Regions from separate parts of the Homo sapiens genome. Here region 2 is linked to region 1. The links are chromatin contacts, found by Hi-C or POLR2A ChIA-PET in ENCODE. All regions are on one chromosome and are shown on one strand. Each heading gives the region's core, a stretch centred on a gene start or an enhancer-like site at or near the end of the contact. The rest is flanking DNA. Distances are from core to core; before and after follow the strand shown.

Region 1 (3,120 bases), core at 363-2,862:
ACTCATCCAGATGGCTCTGCCCAGTTGAGGAGGAGCCCAGGCCTGGCGCCACCACCCTGTGGTGGGCTGGGTCAGCACATTGAGGGCCAGGGCAAACCGCAAGCTCTGGATGGGTCTTGCTGGCAGCCTCCTCCTCCAAGGATGGGGCCTGAGAGGCTCACAGAGAGCTGGGGCTCTTTGGAGAGGGGGGCACCCTGGTTCTTGGGCCACTTGCGGGTACACATGAGGAAGGAATGTACACACATCAGATACCAAAGCAGGGAGATGCAAGCCCGGAACCAGTCTCTTTGTCCATGACAAGGACCCTCGGGAAGGCTGCCTGACATATTTAGTCCGGAAGGCAGTAATTTGAGGGGCCATGGCTCAGCTCTAACTGCCCTGAGCTCAGCCATTTGCATCAGAAAGAAATTGACTCTTTGTAATCAATAGAGGGCTTAAAGAGGGTGGTCAACCACTATGGCTGGTGGGCAGGACAGGGAGTGGGCCCTCTGGAGCAAACAGGGCTCTCGTTACCATTCCATTCCAAGCTATCCCATTACTGAAGGGAACGATTCAACAGCAAATATGAACTCAATTCCAAATCCCAGTGCCAAGGCAAATGGCCAGTCCCAGCGGCCTTTTTCTTTAGTAATGAACTCCAGGCCTCTGGCCTTGACTTTGGAAGTGACTTGACTTACCATGGAAGCCAGCAGAGAGTAGCTGGGAAAAGTTCAGAGTTAAAGTCAGAAGATCTGGATTCAAATTCCAGCCCTGCTCTTCAATGGCTGTGTAATATTTGGCAGTTACCTCTATCGAACTTCAGTTTCTTCATTTGTAAAACAATTTGAAAAGACTATTAAGTTCCGTTAGGCCAGAAACCACGCCCATTCTATTCATTGCTGAAGTCCCCACACCCAGCCCAGTGCCTGGCACCTTCTGAATCTATAATCAACATTTTTAATTGAATAAGACTAGGGAAAATTCATTGCACAGTTAATTTACATAAATCCATTCATTTGCATTCAGTAAAAAGCAAAGAGAGAGAAAGAAAAATAACAATTTAAAATAATGATTTAATTAGTACTGAAGATGTTGCTTGATAATCCACTCCAGGCATCTGTGCCCCAGAGTAATACCAAAGCCAGATATGCGGAGTTGCTCTTCTCTAACTTCCTGTTTGTGAGAATCTTGTACTGAACCCATAAAGGTATACTTCAATATTGCACTGTAGAATATATGCTCTCACTAAATAATATGCAATGTGTTACTATATCCATCCCACATAATTTACAAGTATTACTGCATTTGGCTGTAATCCGAAAACTTTTTAAACTCTACTTTATGGATGATTTATAGGAGGTTCCAGGGACATTTCGATTATACCCAATTTTTGCTTTAGATTTGACCTCGACAGCCTTACCCTGCAGCATTTGGGTTATGTCACAGGGTCACTGCAAGTGAACCGGAATGTAACTATTGTGATCTAGAAACACTAGATAAAAATAGCTGGTATCCTGCTCAGTGCTTTTCTGCACAGCTACTTAGCCTGGTCAAGGTCAAGAGGCTTGATTACAACCCAGACCTCTTGACTGCCGGCTTGAGTGCTGGCAGGCACAACACGATTTCCCTCAACAAAAACTTGTTGAGTAATTATTAGGCACTCAGCAAAGTGCCAGCCACACAGTGTTGTGTGAGAGAAATATAAGGCAGAAAGCACTGGCCACCAAACGCTCAATGATTTGCACAGACGAAATAAGCACCCAGCTGGCCCCAAAGTATGCAAACCTTGGCATTCTACCTGAAGGCGGAGGCAGCTACTGGGGAGCCTGAGGTGGAGAAGCAGTCATACACATGCGGTATCACCCACCAGTCCTTGCTACCAAGACCCATTTCTTCCCTACCCTAAACTGCCTGTTAACTGTTGAATTTTTTTTCCCAATTCAAAGCTTTCTTGTTTCCATTTTATTTCACTGTGTTTCAAATGAAGAAAGGAAATACAAGGTGACTTTTGCCTTTCATATTCTAACCACATCCCACTCCATGTCCTCTACTGCCCAGGAAGTCCCTCCAGACACAACCAGCAAGGCAGAGGAGGTATGTACAATCCTACATTCATCAATGAAGTGCTACAGTGAACAGAGAAGGGGACATGGACTGAGGTCACCAGGAAAACCTCCATGGGAAGGTCAGAGTTACAGAAAGGCCTAAGATGAACTTGACCTTGAGAAGCAGACTATGAATTATATCTGTTGATTCTTCTTGTGCCACATCCATTCACCCTCATTCTCATAATAGGATCCTGATACCCTTTGGGGAAAGACCCCATTGCATGGCCCTAAGAATGAGCAGGGAACCCAGGCATGGAAAATCATGGGAATCTCATCCCCTTGACTACTGTGATTAGCTCATGGATGAACATGTTTGTGTCCCAAGATGGCCTAATCAGTCCCATCCCCAGGACTATTGCAAAAGAAGCAATCTCTTTCTATAAAGTTGCTAACCTGGTAGCCTGAAGCAGCCAGGGACAGATCATCCAGTGCCTGCCTGAAACTGAAGCCAATAAGGAAGAAAACATAGTCTAGACATGGAGAAATGGACAAAACCAGGTCCTAGAAAAATCACTGGAATCCCTGAATCCAGCAATACCTGACTTTGATGTCAAATGGTCCTGGATTTTTAAGTTACATTTTACTCAATAACTGTAGCTTGGGGATTGCTTTTTGCGGTTTTGCTTTTTGCTTAAAGCCAGTCCAAATTGGGTTTCTTTCATTTGCGGTGGAAAGAGCCCTAACAAATTGACTCATAAAAAAGAGAAATGGCGGAACAAACATGGAGAACAGCAAGAGCAAGGACCTAGGGACAAGGGTATGGGTCTTTTTCTCAAGCATATACATTGAGAATCATAGAAGATAAGAGGCCAGGGAGCATATTATGAAAATATCATGTGATAGGAAGAGGCATTTGGACTTCCCCTGAACTTTTGAGAAGCAAAATCCAGAGCTGAAATCAGGAAAATACATGCCTAGACCCAAAGGTATCTCATGAACTGGCTGGTCCAGTTGCTGTTCCTCTCACTCAGGGAAACATCTGCCACATGCCAGATGCTGTACATCTGTGGTTAGCATTGTTCCTTTAAAGAAT
Region 2 (3,120 bases), core at 410-2,909, 130 kb before region 1:
GAAGGAGTTTGAACCAACAGACGTGCTACTAAAAATATTCTGAAGTATGTTATTCAAACAGGGTAATGATTCCATAAGGAAAACTGAAGATGCAGGAAAAATGAAGAGACATAAAAGTGGTTAAAAAAAAAATAAATAAATAAAAGTAAGAAAAATGAGTAAGTCTAGGAGCATATGCATATTCATGACTAAAGAAATATAAGGAAAAATAATAACATCTTGGAGTCAGGTTTAAAATATATTTTTGGAGACAATTAAAATTCAAAATGACAGTAGCATATACATTAAGAAGAGATAAATGGAATTTAAAAGTTCTTAGTCCATTACATTGTTCAGGAGAAAAGTAACGTATATATTATCATTAGCTTTATTTATCAAGAACACAACCTACATTGAAAAGACAAAGTTTATTTGTAAAACTGTTAACCAGGCTTATCTCTAGATTGTAGGATTATAGGTATTTTTTTCTGCTTCTTGAGAATGTTTTATACTTTCCCACCTATTTTTCTTTTCTTTCTTTTTTTTTTTTTTTTTTTTTTTTAATTTTTGAGACAGGGTCTCTCTTTGTTACCTAGGCTGGAGTGCAGAGGCGCAATCTTGGCTCACTGCAACCTCCGCCTTCTGGGTTCAAATGATTCTCGTATGTCAGCCTCCCAAGTAGCTGGGATTACAGGCGTGTGCCAACATGCTCAGCTAGGGTTTTGGTATTTTTAGTAGGAATAGTGTTTTGCCATGTTGGCCACGCTGGTCTCAAACTCCTGGCCTGAAGTGATCCATTTGCCTCGGCCTCCCAAAGTGCTGGGATTATAGGCGTGAGCCACTGTGCCTGGCCCACTTTCCAATTTTCTACAATGAGTATACAATACTTTTATAAATAGAAAGTAATAAAATATTAAAAATATAAAAAGTCATCTGTAGTGTAAGAAAATAATATAATTTTGCCACTTGTTAAGGACATAGTAAAAGACTTTCCTACACTAGCAGAAATGTCAGCATCAACGACTTCAAGACCATATCTAATGCTAAAATTCCATGTATTTGATGTATCTTTTTGGTCATTCAAATTTCACTCTTTCGAGGAGTAAGAACAGCAAAGCAATCTCCAGATAGCGTATGTGATTAACAGACTTACTCAGATAATCATTGCAACTCTCATCCGAAAACGAAACCTGAACTCAGATACTATCTGTTTCACATTCCTTCCTAACCTGATGTAGTCAAGGAGACTAGAAGCTTCAATCCTGCAACAGGAATAAAATAATGTTTCAGCCTAGGAGCTTTCAGTTTGTTTCTGCCCACTTCTGGATCCACTTGGGAATATGTGTGATACTGCGGCCAAATTTCCCCCGGGATATCTTGAGTTTGGATCCCTGACTCTGAAGCCAATGCGCCGTGTAATCTTAGACAAATTCACAAACCAGTGCCTTAGTTTCTGGCTATGTAGGGAATAGGAAGAAGGGCAGGGCTGCAAGTGATAACTTCCCTGAAGAATGTTGGAAAACTCCCTAACACTTTTCACAGCTCTGAGATAGTGTAAGCAGGGGTCAGACTCCACCAAAGGTCAAATGGACACATGCCCAGTGACCTGGGGATACCAGGGGTGGGGAGCAGAGGGGTGGCCTAAACTTAGTGCACTTTCCACAAAGACGGATGGAAGCAGATGTGGCTCTGGCTCTCAGGAAAGGAAGTCTATTCTAGTATACTCACATCCTGAAGATTTGCCCAGCCTACTCGGCAGAGGCCACTGGACCTTGGGTGTGAGGTTAAGAGCCAAATCCTAAATACCTTGAGCCTTCTCCAATTCTACAGTAGTGGGAAAACATCTTGTGTTGGTTGACCATGAGATGGCCTGCCAAGAAGGAGAAGGGAAGTCTCTGCTGTTTGCAGCATCTTTCCATGTGGGTGTGGGTGTGACATATGCCCCTAGCACAGCACAGGTACCACAGCATCTGACGTCCCCTGAGAATTTTGGACACTTATTCGGAAGGGACCTCCAATGTTCACCGGATGCTTGACTTCTTTTCCATTATCTTCAACAAATAGCCATGTGCCGGCTGTTTTAACAACTCCAGAAACCGGAAACTCACTCCCTAACTTGGCGGCCTGATTTCATTTTTTTTTTTTTTCACGTCCCTTAGAAATTCTTTCCTTGTAAAGAACAGAAATTTATCTCCTTGTAGGTCTTTTCTTTCTGGTCTTACATGGAATGACCATATTATTTATTGTCCAAATACAGGCTCATGCTTGAAACTAAATAGGAGAACTATTAATAATTGCATCCGGAAAATAGGGGTAACCTGGAACTCTCGCCTGGCAAAATAAGACATACAGACCATCCCAGCCTTAGGTTTACCCCAGGGGTAACTAGAACAAGCTTGTCCCCCTCCTTCAGAGTCACTGATATTCAAAGGTACTTAAATTGCCCCCTGAGTCTTCTCTCCTCTAGAATAAACAAGAGAGGCTGATTTCTTTAGTAGAAAGAGAATCAGACTGAGAGCAAGAAATAGCTGTGTAACTTTTGGAGGCTTCATCAGAGAGAGTCAGTTGCCTCCCAAGATCCAATGTTATATCCTGGTATCCAAGAAAAGAAAGCAATTTGTAACATTCTGAAATGTGAAAAGTCTGTCAGAAGGACATGAGATGAGCTATACGAATTGTGAAGCATAAATTGTGGTTTTATTTGTTCTGCAGAAGCATTAAAAAGTTGCAAATTTTTCAAGAGGCAGGATGGTGTGGCGTCTGTGGATGCCAAATTTTGGTCTGCAGGCCTGAGGCTGAGCTGGTTGCATCAGAATCTGCTGGGAAATTGTTTAAAAATCAGATTCCTGGGCCTCACCTCAGAATCTCCAGAGGGGCCTGTAGCATTTGTATTCTGAAAAGTTGTGGAAGCAGTTCCAATGATGAGCCAAGTCTGAGACCCACCAGCAAAATGACCAAGAGCACCAACTTTAGTGCCATTCACTCATTCACTTCACACATATTTATCGATCACTTACTATGTGCCAGACATTTTCTAGGCACAGGTGAGCCAGCAGTGGACACACACACACACACACACACACACACACACACACACTCACACACTCTCAGTATAAATTTCAAAAGATTTGTGGTCAAGGG

What was found. A loop is a pair of places that touch in the nucleus more often than their neighbours do. ChIA-PET counts read pairs that join two places held with the same protein, here RNA polymerase II (POLR2A). Pooled maps may share reads with other maps.
Region 2: a pooled map of posterior vena cava shows a loop between it and region 1 (2.0-fold over the local background). The contact joins two enhancer-like sites. A Hi-C loop is called at or near these places in 1 of 50 pooled maps. POLR2A ChIA-PET finds 5 or more read pairs at or near these places in 2 of 52 experiments (MCF 10A and endothelial cell of umbilical vein).

The regions. Positions count from the first base shown.
Region 1 is chr12:105,980,644-105,983,763 of GRCh38, forward strand. No RefSeq gene overlaps it. Among named protein-coding and RNA genes, the nearest start is that of NUAK1, 160 kb to the right of the region's middle. Within about 2 kb of position 1,613, at least 3 of the 41 ENCODE cell types and tissues checked have a DNase peak (open chromatin) inside an H3K27ac peak, as active enhancers do.
Region 2 is chr12:105,851,537-105,854,656 of GRCh38, forward strand. No RefSeq gene overlaps it. Among named protein-coding and RNA genes, the nearest start is that of CASC18, 150 kb to the left of the region's middle. Within about 2 kb of position 1,660, at least 6 of the 41 ENCODE cell types and tissues checked have a DNase peak (open chromatin) inside an H3K27ac peak, as active enhancers do.